Linked DNA regions of Homo sapiens: all the other regions are linked to region 1. Evidence: chromatin contacts called from ENCODE Hi-C or POLR2A ChIA-PET data. All regions are on one chromosome and are shown on one strand. The core of a region is the stretch at or near the end of the contact, and the rest is flanking DNA. Distances in the headings are between cores, read along the strand shown.

Evidence for each region. Hi-C counts contacts between places; a loop is a spot of excess contacts on that map. ChIA-PET counts read pairs that join two places held with the same protein, here RNA polymerase II (POLR2A). Pooled maps may share reads with other maps.
Region 2: a pooled map shows a loop between it and region 1 (4-fold over the local background). The contact joins the enhancer-like site here to the promoter of DANCR in region 1. A Hi-C loop is called at or near these places in 1 of 37 single-sample maps with no recorded cell type and 2 of 50 pooled maps. POLR2A ChIA-PET finds 5 or more read pairs at or near these places in 1 of 52 experiments (OCI-LY7).
Region 3: a loop to region 1 is called in a map of CD8-positive, alpha-beta T cell, with 19 times the contacts of the local background. The contact joins the promoter of SLAIN2 here to the promoter of DANCR in region 1. A Hi-C loop is called at or near these places in 2 of 168 maps with a recorded cell type or tissue (CD8-positive, alpha-beta T cell and naive thymus-derived CD4-positive, alpha-beta T cell) and 8 of 50 pooled maps. POLR2A ChIA-PET finds 5 or more read pairs at or near these places in 5 of 52 experiments (BJ, CD4-positive, alpha-beta memory T cell, T-cell and 2 more).
Region 4: a loop to region 1 is called in a map of CD8-positive, alpha-beta T cell, with 12 times the contacts of the local background. The contact joins the promoter of PAICS here to the promoter of DANCR in region 1. A Hi-C loop is called at or near these places in 3 of 168 maps with a recorded cell type or tissue (CD4-positive, alpha-beta memory T cell, CD8-positive, alpha-beta T cell and naive thymus-derived CD4-positive, alpha-beta T cell), 1 of 37 single-sample maps with no recorded cell type and 12 of 50 pooled maps. POLR2A ChIA-PET finds 5 or more read pairs at or near these places in 1 of 52 experiments (CD4-positive, alpha-beta T cell).
Region 5: a map of CD8-positive, alpha-beta T cell shows a loop between it and region 1 (7-fold over the local background). The contact joins the promoter of CEP135 here to the promoter of DANCR in region 1. A Hi-C loop is called at or near these places in 1 of 168 maps with a recorded cell type or tissue (CD8-positive, alpha-beta T cell), 1 of 37 single-sample maps with no recorded cell type and 10 of 50 pooled maps.

What each region holds. Positions count from the first base shown.
Region 1 is chr4:52,711,058-52,713,708 of GRCh38, forward strand. DANCR (differentiation antagonizing non-protein coding RNA) reads left to right here and starts at 1,337. Exons shown (of 5, transcript NR_145129.1): 1 at 1,337-1,470; 2 at 1,767-1,902; 3 at 2,437-2,485. It overlaps MIR4449 (microRNA 4449), which reads left to right and starts at 1,625; the gene lies at 1,625-1,690. SNORA26 (small nucleolar RNA, H/ACA box 26) reads left to right here and starts at 2,192; the gene lies at 2,192-2,313. RefSeq lists silencers at 1,143-1,976, 1,151-1,720 and an enhancer at 1,971-2,020.
Region 2 is chr4:48,195,568-48,198,218 of GRCh38, forward strand. All of the region lies in intron 2 of TEC (tec protein tyrosine kinase), which reads right to left. Among named protein-coding and RNA genes, the nearest start is that of TXK, 63 kb to the left of the region's middle. RefSeq lists enhancers at 517-566, 587-636, 2,196-2,365. Within about 2 kb of position 1,289, at least 3 of the 41 ENCODE cell types and tissues checked have a DNase peak (open chromatin) inside an H3K27ac peak, as active enhancers do; they include OCI-LY7, where a contact is called at or near this core.
Region 3 is chr4:48,340,182-48,342,832 of GRCh38, forward strand. It overlaps SLAIN2 (SLAIN motif family member 2), which reads left to right and starts at 1,348. Exons shown (of 8, transcript NM_020846.2): 1 at 1,348-1,947. The coding sequence starts at 1,559. RefSeq lists enhancers at 769-888, 1,295-2,208 and silencers at 1,039-1,378, 1,519-1,828.
Region 4 is chr4:56,434,908-56,437,558 of GRCh38, forward strand. PAICS (phosphoribosylaminoimidazole carboxylase and phosphoribosylaminoimidazolesuccinocarboxamide synthase) reads left to right here and starts at 1,353. Exons shown (of 9, transcript NM_001079524.2): 1 at 1,353-1,421. The coding sequence starts at 1,406. PPAT (phosphoribosyl pyrophosphate amidotransferase) reads right to left here and starts at 708. Exons shown (of 11, transcript NM_002703.5): 1 at 443-708. The coding sequence starts at 570. RefSeq lists enhancers at 413-592, 1,440-2,323 and silencers at 683-882, 1,023-1,312.
Region 5 is chr4:55,947,609-55,950,259 of GRCh38, forward strand. CEP135 (centrosomal protein 135) reads left to right here and starts at 1,337. Exons shown (of 26, transcript NM_025009.5): 1 at 1,337-1,451. EXOC1-AS1 (EXOC1 antisense RNA 1) reads right to left here and starts at 404. Exons shown (of 5, transcript XR_941069.4): 1 at 232-404. RefSeq lists enhancers at 146-295, 914-1,878 and silencers at 1,093-1,232, 1,283-1,742.

The DNA.
Region 1 (2,651 bases), core at 87-2,586:
CCATCATTCTTAGCACAAAGTATAAACTCTTTCACAAATACAAAAATTAACCAGGCATGGTGGTGCATGCCTGTAATCCCAACTACCCGGGAGGCCGAGACGAGAATAGTTTGAACTTGGGAGGTGGAGGCTGCAGTGAGCCAAGATCGTGCCACTATACTCCAGTCTGGGCAACAGAGCGAGACTCCATCTCAAAAACAAAACAAAACAAAAAAACTCTTCCAGGGTTTCCTGCATGGTCTGGCCCCAAGCCATTCTCATCTCAGGCCACTCTGCTCCTTAAGTTCCATTTCTGGGAGTCCTTAAACAGGTAAAGCCCTTTCCTGTTTTATCTTGGGGCTCTGGACGAGTTGTTCTTTCTGTTTACAAAGCCACACCCCACCAGAGCTGCCTGTCTTGATCTGTTAACCAAGTGTAGGCTATTTTTTGGTTTCCCTTCCTGCTCCACCCCCAACACCTGGGGAAAGGCTAGGTAGCATGTTGTTTGAGGGGCTCTGCCTTCAGGCTGCTTGAGTTCAAATCCTGGATCTACCACTGGCTAGCTGCTCTGTGACTTTGGGCAAGTTACATAACATAATTATTTCCCCATCTATAATTTGGAGATGATTAAATATATTTTGAGGATTAGATTTGTTAGCAGATGGTAAGTACGTGAAACAGCAATAGAAGTTCTCCTTTTAGCATATACTCCAATTTTCTTCTACTTATTTGTTTGCCAAGTTTGAGCCTGTTACCTTGAGATTGCTATGGTTGCCTTCTCAACCTCCCCAACTCCTACCCTCCAGCTGATTATGGTCTACTTATTGGACTCTGTAAATGAATAAAGAGGGAGCATGAGGAAAGGAGGTAGTCCTTCTAGCTTTAGGAGAGGCCACGGGAGTGAGCTTGTTGAACAAGACATGGTCGTGGCTTCTCTTTAAGCTTACGGTTTAGGCGGACACAGATGATGAACACACACCGGATTAGTGTGGCTTTAAGAAAGGGAATCCCAGGGCCTTAGGCCAACCCTGGAGTAACCTCGATGCCCTCTCCAGAAGGGCACCCGAGGAAGGGTCTAGGGCCCAAGAGCACCAAAATCACCAACGCCGGGGATTGGTAGGTAGCCTGAAAAATCTAATTCAGAGAAGGATGCTCCGCGCGCAGACATGGCTTATCCCCGTGCTACTGCATGAGCCACACCTAGGCCGGCCCCGGACACCGACAGCCAATGGCCGGGCCCGTCCCGCCCCATCCGGGATTGGCTGTGCGTGCCGCGGCCCTCCACCCCGCCCCGCTCAGGATCTTCCCGGGATTGGCTGAGCTACCCGACCTCTCCAGGGGATCGGCTGCGCGCCCCGCCCTTGCCCAGAGTCTTCCCGGGATTGGCTGCGGGCCTCGCGACCCTCCTGCTTCCCTCCCCGCCCCGCGCCGCCTCTCTGGTTTGTGCGCCCGTCGCAGGTCGCAGGCCTCTTTGTCAGCTGGAGTTGCGCGGTGAGTGCATCTCCAGTCTTCGGCTTTCGGTCTCCCGCGGGGAGGGCGCCCGGCCGGCCCGTGGGTCCGATCAGGGGCTGGGCTCGCCCGGTGTCCCCACGAGCTTTGCCCGCCTCGAGCTCCTCTGCTCCCGGCGGCCAGAACGGAGGGGTAGAGCAGCCCTCGGCGGCCCGGGGGGCGGGCGGCGGTGCCCGTCCCGGGGCTGCGCGAGGCACAGGCGCCGCGCCCAGCGGAACAGCCGGAGGTTCCCGGCGCAGGTCTGGGCACCGTAACAATTTTGCGCTTTGCTTCCCCAGGGCTGACGCGCCACTATGTAGCGGGTTTCGGGCGGGCCACGCGTGCGGGACAGGAACCCAACCCCAGCCGACCTTGAGCTCCAGGAGTTCGTCTCTTACGTCTGCGGAAGTGCAGCTGCCTCAGTTCTTAGCGCAGGTATGTTCCTAGCCTTGAGCGGGGTGGGGGAAGGAATGAGTCAGCCTGGAGCACGTGGCCAGTGGGACCGGAGGGTTCCCCGGCGTCTGTTTGTCGCCAAGGTCCGAATCCGGCTCCCCTTAACTGGAAGGAAACATCCATGTAGGGGCTCACCAAACAAAACAGCTGTGTTTCTAGTGTGGTTTCAGACTTAGAGAAGCAGAGATCCACGAGGTATTGAGAGCAACGCGGAAAATAGTAGTGAACCCTGTAAAAATCAAAGAAAAAAAATCACAAAGCACCCTTTCCTGTGCCCTTTTAAGGTTGACCCAGTGCTTTAAGAGGCTAACACAGAAGGGTAAAGTAAGTCTCCATAAAACCCAGAGAAGAGACTGGAAAGCTCCTCTTTGGATCCTGTCTGGAGTCACAACTGAACCAGAAAAAGTTTCGTTACAACTTGAGCGCCTTTGTGATTTTCTTTACAGTTTATAGAACAAGCAATACATTTCAGTTTTCTTTGGTTAAAACGTCATTTTAAAACTTTTCTTTCTATAGGTTGACAACTACAGGCACAAGCCATTGAAGCTGGAATGTCCTGTTGCTGGTATTTCAATTGACTTAAGCCAACTATCCCTTCAGTTACAATAGGAAAGTGCCTCTAATAAGGCCAAATATGCGTACTAACTTGTAGCAACCACGTGTCCGTGCAGTGCCACAGGAGCTAGAGCAGTGACAATGCTGGTGGCAACAGGGCAGTGTAGCAGGTGCTT
Region 2 (2,651 bases), core at 39-2,538, 4.5 Mb before region 1:
TCTTAAAGTGCTCCATAATTAATTACAGAACCAGTGACTCTGCCAAAGTAATGAGTCATTTAGCATCTGCAATTTACTGTTGGGTAAATGGGGCACTGAGTTAAACAAATTGATCAAGGGCAAATGAGTAAGATACAGAAATCTAGGCTGCAATGTTGTACTCTTTGCTGGCTATCACAGCTAGGAGCCATAATTAAACTATTTGTTCCCTCTTAGTTTGCTCTTGCTAATGCAACTAACTCTCAATTGCTCTAGTGAAACTAACTCTCATTCATCCCTGTTGCAGAATATCTGGCCATTCTGAGAGATGCCCCCACAGTGCAAAATACAGAATCCCCACTGTCCAATAGCCACGCCACTCACTGAGTGCCCACCAGCACCTGCAACAGAAGCTTTATCTGTCTGCTTTTCTCTTCCTTACCCCCGCCTCACCTCCCTTCTGGTGGTACAGAGATACCACATTATAGCACCTATGCAGCAACCAGTCTTGGAAGGTGTGATGGTTAACTTTAGGTATCAACTTGACTGGAAGAAGGACTGCCTAGAGAGCTGGTAAAGCTTTCCTTCTGATTGTGTCTGTGATGGTGTTTCCAGAGGAGACTGGCATGCAAGTTAGTAGACTGAGTGGGGAAGATCCCTACTCAGTGTGGGCAGGCATTCTGGTTTACACGTCTTAGATCTCCCTGGGCTAAGAACCAGCAGGCCTCTATAATAGAGCTTACTGCTTAAAAGCAAAAAGTCTGAAGCCCAACTGTCTGAGTTTGAATCTCAGCTCTGCTACTTACTCACTGTATCTCCTTGAACAAGTTACTTAACCTCTCTGTGCCTACACTTCATTAGCTATTAAATGGGATGAATAATAGCACCAGAACTTCATATGATTGCAGTAAGAATTCGAAGAGTCAATTCATGTAAAGCTTTTGGAAGAACGCTGACAAACAGTTTAAGTGCTTGATCAATTTAGCTACTAATATTATTTTTGAAAAGCATACTAGCCCTTAGGAAACCTAAAAGCGAGAGCCACTAGTTTTGATTAAGAAACGATCCTCACACCTACCTTCTAGACTCCAAGAAAGATCTTCTGAGAGTTGATGCTGAATTTGACTATGTCTTATAAAAGCCATGAATGAGATGTTTCCTCAGGTCATGACAAATATCGGTTTTCTAAAATTACAGGAGGCCGTAATAGAAACGACCAGTGTCTACCAACATCCACTCTTTTCAAACAGAAAAAGAAATTAACCTTTCCTCATGGGTCTTACAATTCTGTTTTTAAAATGACGGTTGATGCTTCATGTGACTCCACTATTTTTACCCTTCGAGGCTGTTATTTTAGTTCTATCTTACAGTATGAAACCAATACTGAGCCAGCCAGTGACTAGATTAGCACTTCCTTTTTACGTTAGGAACAATTGATCTCTGGTAACTCACAGCATTTAACACACGATAGCAGGGAGCATCTTTGGTCAAAAATTCCTCTTCAAAGCACAAGAGTAATGTTACAAAGACATATTTTGCCGGTTTGTCAGGCTGTCTTGACGGCTAAGTCATATTCCGGTGAATATAAAGATTAATATATGTTTGATCCTTCTATAAACACACAATTTGGTAGCCCAAAAAATATCACAAAGCTATCCAGAGGCAGTGCAGTACAATGGTTCAGAGCTCTGGGAATCAGGCTGCATGGGCTGGGGTCCCAGCTCTGCCACATGCTCACTCTGCAACCTTGGGCAAAGTACTCAACCTCTCTGTTCTTTAGTTTCATCATCTGTAAAATGGGAATAGTAACTGTATCTGCCTCAAACAGTTCACAGGATTAAAGTTAATACTTAAAAAGCATATAAGACCATGTTTGGCACATGGTAAGCACCCAAAAATATGCTACTTCGGCATATGGATTGAGTTAAAGGCACTTAAAAAAAACAGCACATGCAAGAAGGGCACTGTGACCTTCCTTGTTCTTCTTGAAAGCATGAGATTAACTCCCATGAAAAAGGTGCCCTCCTTATACCAGGAGGACGAAAGACATTCATTCTTATCACCAGAGATGGGGAGCTGAGGCTGAGGGAAAGCTGTACAAACCTTGTTATACTAGTCCTTATCTTGCTACTTTTCCACAATTAACTGTCCTAGTCCTGAAGTGAATTCTTATACTTTCATGTTGCCTCAGCATCCATTTTGAATAGATTCAACTTTTTCATACCCAAAGCAGGGCTCAGTCACCCTTGATAGTTCTAGTTCCACACCACACCCAAATGGCTCAGGCCAGCAGCCAGAGATAAGAATTTAAAGGCATCTCTCCTATCTAGCAGACAGGGTTCCCCACTTTATCGAAGCTTCCCTTAAAAGCACCATTTAGGCCTTTGCCCAGGAACTCAAAGTGACCCCACACCCTACCCCTTATATATACTGCCAATTCCCACATGCATTTTCTCTCTCTGCCTGACTCCATTCCTGCCTCATGCAACCCGGAGATGGAGGACTGCCCTCCCAGCCCATTCCGCCCTTCCTGTCCAAGATCTGTAAGTAAAAATCTCTGAACTCATTTCCTACCTGGTGATGTATTGAGTTTCCACTTTTCATCTGAAGAACCAGTGGCTGCAGCTGCCTCAGGCCATGCTTTCCCAGGGATCCTGGGGGGAATATCAAGT
Region 3 (2,651 bases), core at 98-2,597, 4.4 Mb before region 1:
ATAATTCTTAGAGAAAAAAGCAATTTAAAAAAAAGTGCAAACACCTATTGAGAACTATTGATCACGTAGTGCTAGAATATGCAGAATAATTAGATCTTTGTGGAATTGTTGGGAAGAGGTTTCCTGAATGAGAGAGTATGGGATTTAAGAAAAGAATCAGATATGGCAGGCGGAGAATATGGCACTAGAAAAGCTAAAGGGTAGAAGCAAGTCAGTCATGGCATGAGTCCACACTCAGGTGTAACAGGACTGGATCATTGTTATTAAACTAAGGGTGGAGGCGGCAACTGAAGAAAAGCTGCAAACACAAGCCAAAGCCGTTCACAATTGACCTCTGAAGACCAACGACTGTGATAATGTGATCAAAACAAAGCATTTAAGTTTTGTTTAGGTTTCCTGCCGCATTCTAAAGGCAGACTTCACATTCTTACAATTTTCTTCATTCTTCAGTATCTGTCAGCGTGTTTAACTACTTTTAACATACAACTTTTAAAAAAGTCAAGACACACTACGAGGAACTTTTTCCGAAGGAAGTGATCCAAAGAACAGAGTGTGAGTCAATAAACGGAGAAAGGGAGTAGAGAAGCGGTTTACTATCCCCCGCTTCCGCCCCAGTGTGCTGTAAACTTTAAGTCGGGAAAACTATGTTTTAACCGATGAGATAATGCCTTTAAAAGTGCTTAGCACACTGTCTGGCCAGTAGGAAGCACTCAAGAAATTATGATTATTTTGACCTTAGACCTCTCTTAACTGTCTGAAACTGGGGTTTCTTATTTTCAGGGGAAGAAACAGGACACAGGCAGTCTAGAGGCTCCTGCCAGCCGAGACAATCTCCAATTAAAAGTCGGCATCGATTAAATATTTGCTGAACAAAGTAAACTGTCTCTCCACCGCCGGGCTGAGCGCCCACTCGAGATCCGGCCCGGAACAAGGGCGAGACTGGCCCGCGGGTCCCACACTCCCTGTAAGGGGTGGAGAACACGCCCACACGCCCAGACCAACAGGCGAGGCTGTTCGAGGACCTTGTTAGCCACCTCAGCCCCGCCCGCCGCGAGCCTTCTGCTGGCCTCCCGTTCTGCAGGGACCCTCCCTAGCCAGCCCGGCCGCGTCCCACATCCGCCGACACGCCCCTTCCGGCCTAATCCCCGCCCCTCAAGCACCGGCCCCGCCCCATAGGCCCCGTCCGTGGCCCCGCCCCGCCGCGAGCTGGCGCCGGGTCCTCTCAGCGCCCGCCGGCGGCCGCGTCCACCCCCGACGCTCTGAGGTCACCGACTGGGCCGGCCCGCGGGGGGCGGAGGGACGGAGGGAAGATGGCGGCAGGGGCCGGATATTGGCGCCGCCTCCCCCAATCCCGGAGCCGGCGCAGATGAGGCAGTTCGGCTGGGGCCAGCGGCGCTTTGGAACCCGAGGTGGGGGGACCCTGGCGGTGGGGCCTGGTCCTGCTATATGCCGGCGCCTCGGCTAGAGTGAGCGGCGGCGACGCCTCTTTCCTCCGTCTCTTTCCCTGTCGCTGCGAGAGCGAGCGGGCGGCGGAGGCGGCGGCGGCGGCGGGGCCGGGATGGAGGACGTTAACTCCAACGTGAACGCGGACCAGGAGGTGCGGAAGCTGCAGGAGCTGGTGAAGAAGCTGGAGAAGCAGAACGAACAGCTGAGGAGCCGCTCGGGGGCCGTGCAGGGCGCCGGCTCCCTTGGGCCCGGCAGCCCGGTTCGGGCCGGCGCGTCCATTCCCTCCTCCGGCGCGGCGTCTCCTCGGGGCTTCCCCTTGGGCCTCAGCGCCAAGTCGGGCGGCGGGCCCGGGTCGGGCCCGAGGCGGACGAGTAGCGAAGAGCTGCGGGACGCCACCTCCTTGCTAGCGGCGGGCGAGGGCGGCTTGCTGGACGAGGTGGAGCCGCTGCGGCCCGACGAGCTGGAGCGCCTGTCAGGCTGGGAGGAGGAGGAGGAGAGCTGGTGAGCGCGAGGCGCCGGGCAGGAGCTGGGCGGGGACGGGCCCGGGGGCGGAGAGCGTCCTCTGAGGGTCCCTCTGGTCGGGCGCCTCGCTTTGTGTAGCCGGGTCCGCTCTCCTGTGGCGACTTGTGGTTTTCTTGCTTTGGCAGAGGGAACGTCAGCTGGAGTTGGGGGTTCGAGGCGTGCGCAAGTAACAGGGTTGTAGCTCGTTGTCCTTTGGATTGTGGACCTTCTGAGTGCTGGACCCTATTGGGGTCTGTGGGTTGGGGCAGCTTGAGAAGGGCTGTTCGCCTGGGGAGGAGTCGGAGGTGGGAAACTGCTTTGTAGGCAGGGATCCTGCTTTGTGTAAGATACTGGCTTTCGGATGGTGGCCCTGGGCATTCTGGATGTAGGAGAGGGGTCTGCTTGATGAGGTATCACCAGGTGTGGGGGTCAGGGGCAGACCAGAGTCGTCTACGTCTATGCAGCGGTTGGTGTTTGGGACCCATTTCTGGCGGGGATGGGGAGACCGTATGAATCAGCACTCCCCTTTGGGTAGTGGGGTAAACCTTGCTTTGTGTGAAGAGAGGGCAGAGGATGGTGCTGCTTTTTTTTTTTTTTTTTTTTTTTTGTTACTCTGTGTGAAGAGTCAAGGGTGGAACGAGCCCTGGCTCTTATTTTCTAAAACAAGAATTGAGTCTGGCGTTTTGCAGAGCTCTGAATTGACA
Region 4 (2,651 bases), core at 103-2,602, 3.7 Mb after region 1:
CCCGCGCGAAAACCTTTAGGTGTTGAAGGACCTGGACTGGCCGCCACGCCACACTAGCCTATTACAGGAGCAGCCACAGGCTCCGGGAGACTAGAACCCGCCTGCAGTCGGGGAGGAGCCCTGACCCAGCTAGACCAAGCAAACCGGCGGTTTACAAGCTGGCCAGCCTCTGGATGGGTGCACACACCGGGGGGCGGGGAGGGAGAGAGCCCCTAAAAGGCATAAGTGGCTGGGAGGGTGGGCAGGACAGGCTAAAGTTCATGGAAGCGAGGTGCCCCTCGTGCACGCCTAGGCAACCCGGTCGACGCCACAGGCAGGTACTGGCTTAGGTCGGAGAGGTCGGTCCTCCCGGGCCCTCGGGCGCTCATGAGAACGCCGACTGCGGGAAGCGGCTCCGAGAGATGGAGACGCACGCCCCCGCCACCCCCACCCTGTTGCTCACCGGTGCTGCAGCCCCACGAGTCCCAGAGTGATCACATGCGGTACATCCAGCTGCGTGGGCCACTCTCCTGAGGCGATGCACCCGAACACGCCACATTCCTCTCGGATCCCCAACTCCTCCAGCTCCATGTCGCCGCCGAAAGCACGTGGAAGGACCTGCCGCTGCGGCCAAGGTGTAAGCACCAACCAGCTGCCAGCTCGGCCCGTCGAGCTCAGAAGCTCGCGCTCGCGACAGGCTCTTCCTTCCCGAGGGTGGCCCCAGCTACTGCGGCGGCGCGCGCTGTCCCTAGGTGGCGTGGCCAGCTCAGCCCTGCTCCTCCCCCTCCGAGTCCACCAACGAGCGAGGGCGGAGGGGCGGTCCCGCGGCTGAGGGGCGGGGTCACGGATGCTGTAGGGTGGAGCTAGCCTTCCCCTAAGAGCTGCCTGGAAAGCTGTATTTGCTGCACGTGGAAATCTCCGTTATTTTCCAGCACCCAACAGTAGCGTAATGGGAGTAACGGACTTAACCTCATTTCTCTTTCAGAGCATTTAGCCTTCATATGCCCTTCCCTGCATGCTTCCCCCAGGCCGTCAAGACTTGGTACGCTCCAACTTCTGAGTCGCTCCCGCAGCCGAGAAGGGGCCGGGGTATGCGAGCTTCCGCAGAGTGGGGAGGGGCCGCCAGTGCGCGCCACTTTTCGCCTGTCCGGGCACTGCGCCAGCGCGGGGCGGCCCGGAGGCGGGGTCGCGTCTCTGCGCCTGCGCGGCGGGAAGCCAGTGGGGCGTTGTTTCGTCCGATATCCGCGTTTCAGTCTCCGCCCATACCCCTCCGGGTTAGGCGGCTGTAGCGGAGCTCGAAAAGAGTGGCGCAGGGTCGCGCGGCCCCGCCTCCTTCCCCGCCCAGCGAAGCTCTCTGACCACCCCTCTTTTCTAGAGTTCTGCCTCGCTTCCCGGCGCGGTCGCAGCCCTCAGCCCACTTAGGATAATGGCGACAGCTGAGGGTGAGTAACAGGGATCCGGGCCCTTCACGGTCTCCCTGACCCCCAGGCCGTGAGCTCGCGGCCACGTGCGAGCCGCGAAACTCTGTCCCGCCTCCCTGCAGCAGCGCCTCTAGGCAGCCGCGCGGGCGCACACGTGGCCCAGGCGCTCCCGGGCCTCCCCGAACTTTACTGCCTCGGGGATGGGGAGAAGGAGCAAAGTAGAGGAGAACGAGAAATGGCCAAGGGGTGGAAAGGTGCCTGGAAGTATTATTTATAATCAATAGCTATTGCAAAATACAAGCAAATCAGTCTTGATTCGTCAAAACCTGAGTCTTGCTTTGCCCGTTAGGTTAATGACCTTTCTAAGAAGGTTAATAATTGAAACTTTTGAAAGACCTGTCTAGAGGCCGGGCCTGGTGGCTCACGCCTGTAATCCCAGCACTTTGGGAGGCCAAGGCGGGCGGATCACCTGAGGTCAGTAGTACGAGACCAGCCTGGCCAACATGGCGAAACCCCGTCTCTTACTAAAAATACAAAAAATTAGCTGGACGTGGTGGCGCGCGCCTGTAATCCCCAGCTACTCAGGAGGCTGAGGTAGGAGAATCGCTTGAACCCGGAGGCGGAGGTTGCAGTGAGCCGAGATCGCGCCATTGCACTCCAGCCTGGGCGACAAAGCGAGACTCCGTCTCAAAAAAGAAAAAGAAAAACCTGTCTAGGGGGCGTGTGTGTAAGTAGTCTTTGATGCCATGGTGTGTGTGTGTGTGTGCACGCGCGCGTGAAGTAGTCTTTGATGCCACGATAGCTTGGGGTGTGTGTACGTGCGTGTGCGTGTTTAAGTAGTCTTTGATGTCATGGGTGTGTATGTGTGTGCGCGCGCGTGTTGAAGTAGTCTGATTCCATGATGGCTGGGGAGGGGGGCTGTTTTTAGGTAGTCTTTGATGCCATGATGGTGTGTGTGTGTGTGTGTGTGTGTGTGTGTGTGTGTGTGTGTTCGTTCCAGTAGTCTTTGATGCCACGATGGCTTTGAAGAACTCCAAAACCTTTAGGCAAAAAAGTTGCACTATCAGGAAAGATTGTTCTTGCTATTTATGCTGGAAAAAAACAAATGCTGGTTTTTTCCACACACCCAGTTGCTATATGTATAGTGAGGCAAATTGCTTTTGTGGCTGCTGGGTACATTCTTTTCCACATAGAAAGTAACTGAATTCAGATTTTAAAAAGCTGTAGACTCAGGCCGGGCGCTGTGGCTCA
Region 5 (2,651 bases), core at 87-2,586, 3.2 Mb after region 1:
TTTGGATGCAAATCCACGGAGCCAGTGCACACCTTAATAAAATCCTCCTGCTCCACCCATTGGTCTTTCTGGTCCTCTGCTTTCCCGCAACAATGGGAGTCTTCAAGCGGCCAGTGCCTTTTTCGTTCTTAACTGCCCAATCCGTGCCAGCAGAAGGCAGCTTTAAACCAAAGTGAAAGAGCTGAAGCAAAAAAGAAAGAAAATAAAAAGTCCCAGTTCTTCTGGGCTTACCTCCTGGCTGGCTCACCAAAATATGTTACCAGATTGGAAGTTGGGAGTTCCAGGTTCTTGGTGTTATGAACAAAGAATTGGATGAGACACACAAATAACCACCCCACAAGATTTATTAAGCAAAGAATATACCAGAGAGAGGAACGGGCTTATCTTCAAGTGGTGTCAGCCCTGGATTAATATAGCCTTTGTTCTTTTATACCCACTTCCTACACTTCTTTAACTCTAGGGAGGGGATTTCCTATAATTGTCATATCTGTTTTCTTGTTTTTTCTCTCTTAGTGCGCCTGCGTGAGCTTGCCATAATTTTAAGTGTATGTATGATAGGCATTCCATAGGTATGAGCTGGTCAGTCTTCTGACTTCCTTCCCTATTCTGCTGCCTCAGAAGGCCTATTTGGGAGAAAAGTAAACAGGAAAGAATGAAACTCCCTCTGACTGTCTGGGAAATTTTCAGGGGAGAAATGGAATTCTAGGATTTTACTATGTGTTTTCCATCTGTGAGTGGACTATAACGGTTTATTTCAATTTAATTCCACTCACAAATGTTTTGCTGAGTAGAATAGTCTCTGACTCAAGGAATTCACATTTGGGGGCGGCAGAGAGAGACGGATCAACAAATGATTGTATTTTGATGGATGAATTCTATGGTTCTACAGAGAGCCTGCGGGAGATACTATTGTGGGATAATTAATTGCATTGGGTGGTTGTCAGGGAAAGTTGCAGAGACAACGTGATATCTGCGTTTGGGGATTACGTGGTGAGCAGGCGTTCACCTTGCAGGTGAAGGCTACTCCGCTGCAGGGACCGGTACTGGGGCGGCGTTTGTTCCCCGCACGCAGTAGGTGATCCACACCTCCCGCCGACAGGAGGAAGAGGATGCCAGCTCAGGCACCAGCTGAGGTTTGGCATTTGCTGGCCGCGGGCGCCGACCTCCAGGGGGCGCCGTGGCCTCGCGCTGTCCGGGCCGTTGCATTTCCGGGCACTGGGGCTCCGCCATCGTCGCCAAGCGCGTCCCCGCCGCGAGCCGCTAATCGTCCGCCGCTCCCGTTACCGGGGCAACCGCGGCGCCTCCTCCGTGTCGGCCCCGATCGTCCCTCCGCGCCATTTTCAAACTGCTCTAGCGCCGGAGCCCGTGCCTGGACGGAAGGAGCTAGTGGGGGACTCGAGGCCTGAGGGCAATGCGGCTGGAGGCGGAGGCAACGGCGGCTGGAGCTGCCGGTGAGTCCGGATGTGGGAGCCAGAGGGCCAGCTGCGGCGGTGGTGGCGCCTTCGCCTTCTGGGCGGTACCCGCGGGCCGGGCTCGGGCACTGCCGGGAGGCCGCGCGGCCGCGGGAGGAAGTGAGGCCAGGCCGGGTCAGACCGGGCGGGGAGGGGCGCGGGGACTCTTCCCACCCACCCCGCTCCCACACCCCCTTCCCGTCAACACCCGACGGTAAAGTTGCAAACCGGAGATTGGGTGGAGGAGAGCTTGGGCCGACTCGTCAAGGAGCGTCTGTGTGGGCCGTGCAGACAGGCTTGCTGTTGACCAATGGATAGATTTAAACATTAAAATGCCTTCTCAGTGTAGCAGTCATCCATGCTCTTTGTAACAAAAATGTCGCAAAGCGTAGGACGACAGCCTTTAATTAACCTTTGCCCAGCTCCTTTGAAGCCTCTCCACTGCTTTCCAGCCTTTACTACTTTGAGTTCAATAAGAAAGGACTCTGAGATAACCACAGCTAACGGGTTTCTTTGTTGTCGTTTGGGGTTTCTTGTTTATCTTCTTAAGCCCTGTGCACACATACATACAGCATTAAATGTACTGGTTTTGAGACGCCAACCCCCAGAGTTAAGTAGATGGATACTTCTACACATATATGTATGGGGGACCCCCAAACCTAACCTTTTATGTTGCTTTGCTAGAAACTTAGAGTATAGCCACCATATTTGGATGGGGGTTATGGGGAAAGACAACAGTTCATGGGTGGGGACGGCCTAACATGTTTCTATCTGGGAGGATTTTAATCCGTCCTGTGTATTGAGGCCCTGGCCATGATTTATTGATTCATATTCATTCTCATTCTCTCCCCTCCAAAGCAGGATGTGAGGAGGTATTATCTCTGGGTAACTGGAGTTGGTAGCAAAGAGGGGAAATGTTTTGAGTGGTGCACCGCCTGTAAGTTTACACCCTGCTAGTAATACACCTGGATTTGTCAGGTGTATTTCTGATGTCTGCAGGAATTTCCCTAAAAACCCTGCATCACTTAGGTGTCTCTTGTGGAAAGAACCTAGGAAATCTATGAGGAAGCCATTCAAAAAAAGTTAACAAGAGCAAAGAGAAAGATATACAGAAAGGAGTGACCAAGGAGAGACTCAGGAGACCTGGTCTCTGATGACTGCCCACCTACTTTGTGGCCCCGTGGTTTTGGAAGAGTTACT